Linked DNA regions of Mus musculus: region 1 is linked to region 2. A link is a loop called in an ENCODE intact Hi-C map of the cell type or tissue named here. Cell type or tissue: gastrocnemius. All regions are shown on one strand.

The links. Hi-C counts contacts between places; a loop is a spot of excess contacts. Peaks named below come from ENCODE experiments on the same cell type or tissue, not always from the same donor. Only the 100,000 strongest peaks of a DNase experiment are listed, where the experiment ranks them.
Region 1: a loop joins it to region 2, with 2.1 times the contacts of the local background. A loop is called at or near these places in 4 of 42 quality-filtered maps.

The regions. Positions count from the first base shown.
Region 1 is chr3:89,157,917-89,162,916 of GRCm38, forward strand. Hcn3 (hyperpolarization-activated, cyclic nucleotide-gated K+ 3) reads right to left here and starts at 2,241. Exons shown (of 8, transcript NM_008227.1): 1 at 1,869-2,241. The coding sequence starts at 2,143. In gastrocnemius, a CTCF peak has its summit at 2,290; a DNase peak (open chromatin) is centred at 2,263; H3K4me3 peaks cover 862 bases.
Region 2 is chr3:89,213,584-89,218,583 of GRCm38, forward strand. Mtx1 (metaxin 1) reads right to left here and starts at 324. Exons shown (of 8, transcript NM_013604.3): 1 at 230-324. The coding sequence starts at 310. Thbs3 (thrombospondin 3) reads left to right here and starts at 1,597. Exons shown (of 23, transcript NM_013691.3): 1 at 1,597-1,741; 2 at 3,098-3,304; 3 at 4,102-4,358; 4 at 4,445-4,547. The coding sequence starts at 1,663. In gastrocnemius, a CTCF peak has its summit at 2,519 (motif pointing left); DNase peaks (open chromatin) are centred at 377, 744, 1,576 and 2,497; H3K4me3 peaks cover 2,835 bases; H3K27ac peaks cover 2,852 bases.

The DNA.
Region 1 (5,000 bases), 56 kb before region 2:
CAAACACACCTATGCACACACACTCACATGCGCGCACACACACACACACACACACACACACAGACACACACACACACACACACACATATACTAGCACCAAGGTTGTTTTGTAATTTTCTAAAACTAGGGAGCCTGCGCTGACCTCACTGGGCTGTCAGGCTCAGCAGTGCTGTCTACACTGTAGCTGTTGCTATGGTGCATACACTCTTTATCTCTTTATCTCCAGACTTCTGGAAATTCTTTTCCCGTCTCCAGGTCTCTATTTCTAGTCTAGGCTGTCCTTCCCTTCTCTATCATCCCCACTCCAACATGAGAACAGGAATGATGATTTCCTGTAGGTGAGGAACTGCCATCCTTGGTGGGGGTGGGGACGGGAAGAGGCTACCCTGTACTCATTTAAACTGGGCCTTTCAGGGATGCCCATCCCCCTCCACAGATGGGCTATGCACATAGAGGATTCCCTGGGAGATCCCAAGGCATCGAGGCTTGAGCTATGCACCCCTTCCCTCCTCCAGGCTACCTGTGCTAAGATGCGCAAGGACAAGCTACATTGCCTCAGAAGAAACTGTAGATATGAGGTCAGGAGGGGAGCAGGGGACAACATTCAGAGGAAAAAAACAAAAAACAAAAAACACTGGAGCACACATGACGGTTTCAGGGCTAATCCCAGCGTAAGTCCTAAACACAGTCCCTTCTGATTCTGATTGCAAAAATCAATCCTCTCAACCTCCAAAAAAGCTTGTTAGTTCCCAAGTCCAGACCCACCCCCGAATGCCCCTCAGACTTGAATGTTTTCACTCAGCAACAAACCCCTGATGTTTCTTCCTCCCCTTCCACAGCTGCAGAGGAGAAATCTTGCACTGTGAGACACTGGGAGAGAGGAGGAAAGGTTGGCCGCGCCATCAGAGCATCTTCACAGCCTGACTCACAGGCAGTCACAAGCCCAGCGGGTGATGTGGTAGAGGACTGCGAAGCAACACAACTCTGAGGGGGATATGGCTTCTGGGGATATGTCTGAGGGTGAACTGGGGGAGGGGAGGGGATCTGCTGGAGAACAGATAGGCAGGTGAGAGCGAAAGAATAAAGAGGACTGGAAAGAACAACGCAGAATAGGGGACTATTTACAGGGAGTGAATGTTTGAGAATGGAAGATACTGTCTGGGCCTCCGATTGTGTTTCCAAGCTCCAGAGACACACCTCATTTCTTCAACTGAAAGCTGTCCTTCACTGTCCCCAAGGGCAGGGCTGATTTTCTCCCCTAGCGACCTTGATGTAGACGTACAGCCTGAAGGGGACAGTGAAATGGCTACATCCCAGTTCTCTGTCCCTTTTCTCTCCGGGAAACACCTGGGCGGTGGCTGAGCCCCTGCTTTCCTTCCCAATCTTTCTGAGTACCCGCCCCGCCCAGCCGCATTCCGCCTTCAGCACCACGGACAGCAAACAGAGCTGTGGACCCGACTGACCCCTGTTCTTCTCCAGCGTTCCCAGCGTCCCTGATCTGTTCTACTGAACTGGGCAAGTGCTCGGTGTGTGGTTAAAGCGTGGTAGAGAGTGGAACTAGGCTTCTTCCTCAGGTCTCCAAGCTTTGGGGCATGATATAATTTCCCACATCCCCAGAAAACAGTACTGAAAAGAGGCAAGGTTTCCAAACTCCGATGCTCTCTGTGGTCATTGAGGTTCCTGCATTGGGTGCACTAAGTCCTCGGAGATTACCTGATGTTCGCTGTCCCTTATGCTTCCCTAACCTGACAAAACACTGAGGACCTCGGGGAAACCCGCCTAGGAATTCCCAGGCTGGGTTGGGGGAGGTGACTCCACCCGGCCGGTAGCACTGGTGTCCCTCGCTCTCCCCGTTGAGCCCCCCGTACCGGAAGTCGCTGTAGGGGTGGATGATCCAGGCCCCGGCGGACTTCACCCTCTCCTGCTCGATTTCTACTGCTTTGTGGCTGCCGAAGACCCGGAGAGAGAACTTGTTGACCGTCGGCTGCAGCAGCGTCCCGAGCTGCCGCCTCTTCGGCTCGGGCGCAGACTCCGGCACCCCACCTGAGGCCGCGCGGGCCTGGGCCGGAGCCGCAGGAGGCGTCTCGCGTGCAGGGGTCGCCGCTTCGCCGGCCCCCGCCGCCGGCCGCGCCTCCTCCTCCATGATTGCCCTCACTCGTAGGGCCTCCCCAACCGGTCCAGGGCCATGGCGGGCGCGCAAGTCTCTGGGAGAGCAGCCCAGGCAGGGGAGCTCCGACCCGCGTGCGCCCGGGGCACAGGGGGCGTGTGCAGGCGACAGACGTGCGAGAGCTGCGCCCCCTGGCGAGGGCTGCGTGAGACTGGGCGGGGCGGGGCGGGGCGGGCCGCTGGCACAACTGCTGCCCACACTTTCCCGAGAGGGCGTGGCTTAGGGGTCCTGAGGGTGGGTGGGTGCTGTGTGTGTGTGTGTGTGTGTGTGTGTGTGTGTGTGTGTCTGTCTGTCTGTCTGTCTGTCTGTCTGTCTGTGTCTGTGTGTGTGTCTGTGTGTCTGTGTGGTGGGAGTGCTCAGCTTGCTTCTGGAGGCGGGAAACTCACTAGGGCATATGCAGCCTGGGGACCTCCTGAGGGTCAGGGACAGAATGGGAATCTGTTCTGACCATGTCCTTTCTCAGCACTCTCCTAGGAGTCTTGCTATGCCAGAGATCCTCTAAACTGCTTTCTGTAGTATGTGTTTCCTAATTCATTAAGACAACCTTTAGCAAAACCATTCACTGAGTGCATGCTGAGGATGCAAAACTGAGCACAGAAATCTTAGCTAAGTCAATGGTTCATCTCCATAAACAGATCAACAACCAAGGAAATACCATACTACATGCCTTTCTGAGCTTTACGTGTAGAACAACTTTTTTGTTTTGTTTTGTTTTGTTTTGTTTTGTTTCAGACAGGGTTTCTCTGTGTAACCCTGGCTGTCCCGGAACTCACTTTGTAGACCAGGCTGGCCTCGAACTCAGAAACCCGCCTGCCTCTGCCTCCCAAGTGCTGGGACTAAAGGCATGCACCACCACCACCCAGCTTCTTTCCTCTTCTTACAGCCACTGCCTGAGATAAACCGTCATAATCTCCAACTAAATTATTTCAAGAAGTTTACATTTTGTTTTTGACATGGGCTGTAGCTCAGGCTGGTCTTGAACTTCTGATCTTCCTCTGAATTTCAAGCACTGGGATTACAAATGTGTGCCACTCTACCTGGTCTCAGAAGTTTTTAATAATTTTCAAAGTCTGCTGGACTTGGTGTTGCAGTCTTTTAATCCCAGTACTTGGAAGGCAGAAGCAAGTGGATCTCTGTGAATTTGACACCAGCCTGGGCTATATTGTAAGTGCTAAGACAACCAGGGATACATAAAGAGACTGTCTCAAAAGAAAAAAAGAAGTCTTCACCAAATTCTCCTAGACAAATTCATGTTTCAGTCTCCAAGTACACTTTCTACATCCACATGACACTGTTCAGTTTTCTTAAAGTCCTTCCAAGTGTCTCCATTTTAGAAATACATTTAAGGGCTGGAGAGATGGCTCAGTGGTTAAGAGCACTGACTGCTCTTCCAGAGGTCCTGAGTTCAATTCCCAGCAACCACATGATGGCTCACAACCATCTGTAATGAGATCTGATGCCCTCTTCTGGTTTTATATTATACATAAAATAAAAAAGAGAAAGAAAGAAAGAAAGAAAGAAAGAAAGAAAGAAAGAAAGAAAGAGAGAAAGAAAGAAAGAAAAAAGAAATACATTTAAGCTCCTTAGTGAAACTTACCAATCACTAAAAATTTGAACTTAGTCTCAGCAACTTTCAATTACTTATAAATTGTATTTGTTTACTTTATCTGTCTGAGGGGTTTGTTCCTATGTCTGTTCTATGAACCATGTGTGTGTGCCTGGTGCCTGCAGAGGTGAGAAGAGGGCACTAGAGGCCCCGGAACTGGAGTTAGAGAGAGTTATAAGCCACATGTGGTTGCTGGGACTTGAACTTGGTTCACTCTAGGAGAGCAGCCAGTGCTCTTGACCCCTGAGCTCTCTCTCCAGCCCTGAGTAATTACACAAGCTGCAGGTGATGGACTGCGTAGTTCTGCTGTTTTTGTTTTAGTTTCCCTGTTTTGTTTTGACTTTTTTTTTTTTTTTTTTTTTTTTTGGTTTTTGGTTTTTTTCAAGACAGGGTTTCTCTGTGTAGTCCTAGCTGTCCTGGAACTCACTCTGTAGACCAGGCTGGCCCCGGAACTCAGAAATTCACTTGCCTGCCTCTGCCTCCCGAGTGCTGGGATTAAAGGTGTGTGCCACCACTGCTAAAATCACACCTCCTTAATCCTAAAATTCTTGTCAATAAAATACAAAGAGATGCCGGGCGTGGTGGCCACGCCTTTAATCCCAGCACTCGGGAGGCAGAGGCAGGCGGATTTCTGAGTTCAAGGCCAGCCTGGTCTACAAAGTGAGTTCTGGGACAGCCAGGGCTATATAGAGAAACCCTGTCTCAAAAAAAAAAAAAAAGGTGTGCGCCACCAAGCCCGGCTTGTTTTGACTTTTTAAAGATTTATTTACTGTAGCTGTCTTCAGACACACCAGAAGAGGGCGTCAGATCCCATTACAGATGGTTGTGAGCCACCATGTGGTTGCTGGGAATTGAACTCAGGACTTCTGGAAGAGCAGTCAGTGCTCTTAACCACTGAGCCATCTCTCTAGCCCCCCTGGATAGATTCATCGATTCTCTCTCTCTCCTCTCTCTCTCTCTCCTCTCTCTCTCTCTCCTCTCTCTCTCTCTCTCTCTCTCTCTCTCTTCCTTTTGGTTTTTTTTTCGAGACAGGGTTTCTCTGTAGCCCTGGCTGTCCTGGAACTCACTTTGTAGACCAGGCTGGCCTCAAACTCAGAAACCTGGATCTCTTTTTAACACAAGGAATTTCTAAACTATTTCTTGCTAACCAGTCTAGTCTCCATTTGACTATTCACCCAGTTTCACTCTTATTTTCCTTAACTTTAATATATTTATTAACTGAGGGTT
Region 2 (5,000 bases):
GCCAATAAATGGATAGGCAAGGTCTAAACCCATCTTCTGAAGCCCTGACCAAGCCTACTTCCACTGCTACACAAATCGATCCTAGGAAATCCGGACGTAAGGCGCGGAGCCCACATCGGCCTTCGACTGCCTCAGTTTCTCTCAAGACGCATGCGTCTCGGTTCTCGGCAAAGCTCGAGCACCCACTCCGGCTCTCCAGAGATCAGAGGACAGGTGCATGAGCCCTCACCAGCACGGCCAGACTATCCAGGTCCACCGACGGCAATCCCCAGCCCCCTGACCAGCAGAACAGCTCCATGGGCGCCGCCATCTTGTACGCTCTCTGACCCGGAAGCACCTTCTCGTATGCGTCGGCCTTCTCTCGCCAGGAACCGCCCCTGGTCCCCGCCTCCCTGGCCGCCGGGGCTTTGGGGTCTGGGGAGGCGTGGCTCTTGGCGGCCTGAGCCGCGGCGGGGCTGTGAGAGGTGGGGCATCGGCCTTCTGGGGAGCGCCGCGGGCTCGTCCTGAGGCGGCCCCCGTAAGGGAGCAGGGCCGCCGTCCAGACGCGCTTGGGACTTTCGCGGCGCCTCTGCCGAGCGTAGCCACGAACCGCCGGCGACACGGAGGGCTTGGGAGAGGGGCATCTGGTGCGGCTTGTCGGTCTCTGGGGGCACTTGCCAAACTGCACATGGCCCCGACAACCCCGGGCCCTCTCAGGTCTCAGCCCTGAGCGGACGCCGCGGGGGGGTCCCCCGAGCCGCATGTTTTCCACTGCGCGTTATGTTTGGAGAGGGCCTCGCGCTGCCTGTCGCCATGGAAACAAAACAGGGGCGGTGGCGGCGCCCGAGCTGAGGCCCGGCTGGGGCCTGAGTGGGGGAAGGGGAGGTGCGGCTCGCGGGCAGTTGCCTTCGTAACGGGAACTCCTGGTCGGTCCCCAGCTCCCCTCGGGTTCACCCCGGACAGGGCCATCCCGCGGTATCCAGTGTTCCCCAGTCCCATCCTCGCTCCTGTCTTCTAGTTTATGGCTCTAGCCTCTGGTGATGCTTTCCCCTTTCTGATGTCTTAGAAAGCCATCAAGTTCTCGTCGGTGCTTCCAGATTTCTATTTTCCCAAGAGTGAGGGGAAATGGAGGAATGGGCACATGTCAGGGACGCAACACACCGTAATAAAAAAATTTTTTTTTTTTTTGCTGTGCCACATCAATAAGCCTCGTGTCGTACGTAGTCTTCTAGGCACTGTAGCAAAGGATGGTCCACTGACATCCATTTCCGCCAACCGTGAAATAATGCCTAGAACCTAGAATTGCCCAAGGCAGGGGATTCTGACTTTTCCAACCACTGCTTGCAGAGAACAGTAGCATTTGGTAGCGCTGTTAAGTTGAAAGCTCCCAAGAACCAGATGTCAGGCTAAAGGGAAGCATCTTTGAGGAAAATCATTATGGTGGAGCAGGAGGCAAGGAAAGCTCTGGGACTCTTTCCCAGTGCCTCTGGTTTCGGGAGCCGGTGATGCCTCCAAGGTGATTGGCAGCTCTTTGTTTCAACCCCCCCCCCTACCCGCCTGCTCCCCCCCAACCCCCCAGCTCGCTCCTCAGTCCCTCCGCCCCCCTCCTGCTCCTGCTCTCCGCCTAGTCTTTTTCCCTCCCAGTCGCCTTGCCTGCCAGGGGTAGTGAACCGGCTAAGCGGCATGGAGAAGCCGGAACTTTGGGGTGTCCTGGCTCTCCTCCTCCTCTGCTCTTACACGTGTGGCAGTCAGGACCTTCAGGGTAAGCCTGCATTCATCCCCCTTGACACCTCTTTGTCTCCTTTCTTTTGCCCCCAGGCAAATAACAGACCACATGTGAGTTTGAGAGAGAGGGAAGAGTCCTGAAATGGGTTGGAGAGAAAAGTTAACACTGCGAAGAGTGAAGGGTTGGTGATAATGTAGGAGGGGTGGGCACCAGAGTGGTGGGTGAGTGCAGATTGGTGCAGTGTCAGGCACTGAGACCAGGATGGATCCAGGAGGACTCCACGACAGAGTTAGTCTCAGAGCATCAACAGGATAGTCTGGGCAAGCAGCTTGATTGATGGTGACTGCACGGTGGGGGACCCTGGGCTTGGTTCCCCCCCCCTTTACTCTGGCTCTTGGTTTCTAAAAGATAGGGCGGGGGTGGGGATTGGGCAGCTTGAACTCTCCCGGAGGTCTGGTGGGGGGATGGCCCATGGGTGGTGTAGGAGAGGTGGTAGGAGCAGATGACACAAGCAAAGATTCTTTACTGGCTGGAAGGGAAACCACAGATTGGCCAGGACACAGGAGGAAGAGATGCTGGCTGGGTCCTACATTCCCAGGGGGGAAAGACTAAACAGCGATGGGAGGGTCAGAGCGCTTTGTGGACGGCTGTAAGATGTGTGTGATGAGCCCCTGGGATGGGAGGACCGGCCCCAGGGTTTGGAGTGTGCTAAACCCAGCAATGGAGAGATGGTACTCCTGGTTCCTGAGTTGTGGGCACCAGGTGCCACTCCAGACTCTAGTCAGCAATGTCTCCCTTGCGCCACCTGGTGGGACATAGGAAGTTTGCGAGTGGCTTTGGTATTTGTAAGTGGGCTCTAAGCCTATAGGTTCCCAAGGCTTTGGAAGCAATAGAAGGTGCTGGGAGGGAAGCATTGCCTTGATAACAAAAAAAGGGCCAATGGTTTTGTTTTTAGAGATAGGGTCTTGTAGCCTGGTCTAAAGTAGCGGAGGCTGCCTGATTGCTTGAGGCAGTCCTCTCAGCCTGAGGCTACAGGCATGTACCAGCATCCCTAAAGAGTTTGAGTTTTGAGGATGCAGTTCAGAGGTAGGAAGATGATAATTAGGGATGCCTCAGCCGGGCGTGGTGGGGCACGCCTTTAATCCCAGCACTCAGGAGGCAGAGGCAGGCGGATTTCTGAGTTCGAGGCCAGCCTGGTCTACAGAGTGTGTTCCAGGACAGCCAGGGCTACAGAAAATCCTTGTCTCAAAAAAAAAAAAAAAAAAAAAAAAAAAAAAAAAAAAAACAAACATAAAAAAAAGGGATGCCTCACCTCTGAGAGCTCAGGAGAGAGGGCAGGCCTACCTCAGACTCCAACCACTTCCTCTAATTTTTAAATCCCTATCTGGCCAGTAATTGACCTGCTGACAGTGGGCGAATCCAGGCAGATGGTAGCTGTGGCAGAGAAGATTCGGACAGCTTTACTCACTGCTGGGGATATCTACCTCTTGTCCACTTTCCGCCTCCCTCCAAAGCAAGGTGGTGTCCTCTTTGGCCTCTACTCTCGCCAAGACAACACACGATGGCTGGAGGCCTCTGTTGTGGGCAAGATCAACAAAGGTGACTGGTGGGCACCCCTTTCCAGCATCAATGACCCCTTGAGCAGTCTCCCTCATGCCCTCTCCCAGGTGCCTCTTTATTCTCCATGACCTCTACTAGGGCTACTGGTATGGAGGAACTCAAACAGTTGGGTCAGGCTGGTATTTATAGGGATGGATGGCAGGTTGTAGGCTGGGATGCTCAGGGAGGGTGAGACAGCTCTGTGTCCCAGCAATGACTGTACCACTCAGATCTTTGCTAAAGTTCAGTGGGTACAGATCTAGTTGCCACCTTGGGAAAGGATAGTCTCCTAGACATGGAGAATAAGGTCATCTAAGGCCAATTTGAAAAGCATTCATTTACTACTTTCATTGTTTATACATTTATTTACTTTTCAAGATAGGGTTTCTCCATGTAGCTCCAGCCTGCAACTCAGAGATCCACATGCCTGGTCCTGTGAGTGCTTGTCACATCAACGCCTGGCTGAAAAGCATTTATTGTGCACCTGTTACATACAAGGTGTTGAGAGTTACACATTAGGAATTAACCTAATTTGTAGTTTCTCTCTGAGCTGTCATGCCACACGCCTTTAATTCCAGGCAGATGGAGGCAGTGGCAGGCAGATCTCTGAGTCTGAGGCCAGCTTGTTCCTCAGAGTGAGTTCCAGTATACTCAGAGCTACACAGATAAACCTGTCTCAAAAAAAACAAAGAGACAGACAGCCATGGGGTGGCATATTGGTATATAGAAGAGATGATGGAAGTCAGTTGGAACATGGGGTGGGGCTAGTGCACATACTGACCTCCAATCCTGGGCAGTGCTGGTGCGGTACCAGCGGGAAGATGGCAAAGTCCATGCAGTGAACCTACAGCAAGCAGGCCTGGCTGATGGGCGCACACACACGGCTCTCCTGCGACTCCGAGGACCTTCTCGACCCAGCCCTGGCCTGCAGCTGTATGTGGACTGTAAACTGGGTGACCAACATGCTGGCCTTCCAGCACTGGCCCCGATCCCTCCAGCAGAGGTCAGTGGACTGGAGATTAGAACTGGACAAAAGGCTTATCTGAGGATGCAGGTGAGAAGGAACCTCTGGTTTGGGGAACATGGTTTGTAGCACCAAGAGGAGCTGCTCGATCTGCCTGCCTCCCTGCTGACCCCTAGGGCTTTGTGGAATCGATGAAAATTATTCTGGGTGGATCCATGGCTCGGGTAGGAGCCCTGAGTGAATGTCCATTCCAAGGAGACGACTCCATTCACAATGCAGGTAACAGATCCTTCTGACCTCCTCCCCAGTTAACACTTTCCTTTAGCTTGACCATTCCTGAAGCTTTCAACCGCCCCCCTCCCCCCAACTCCAAGTCTTTTATCCTTGACTCATGTGTAGGAGGTGTAGATCAGAAAAATAAGATCATCCAGCAGGGCTGTAACTCCGGGGAACTCTAGGGTTAAGGAGTAAGGTAATGGCTTAGTCTCAAGATTTTTGTAGTTGCTCTTGGCAACTGTCACCTACAATTGAGTGGCACCTTTAGCCAAGGACTCTCATCCTGGTCTGTGACAAGGATGCTTAGAGACTCTTACCTAAGCAAACACCCACTTCTCCCAGAGACTTGAAAGGGTTCTTGAAGGGGCAGCTTGGGGGAAGGGTTTGAAATGGAATGTACTGGGGGCCTGGACCTACTTTGGGTTGCCTCTCATTTGGAGTCCTCCTGGAACTACT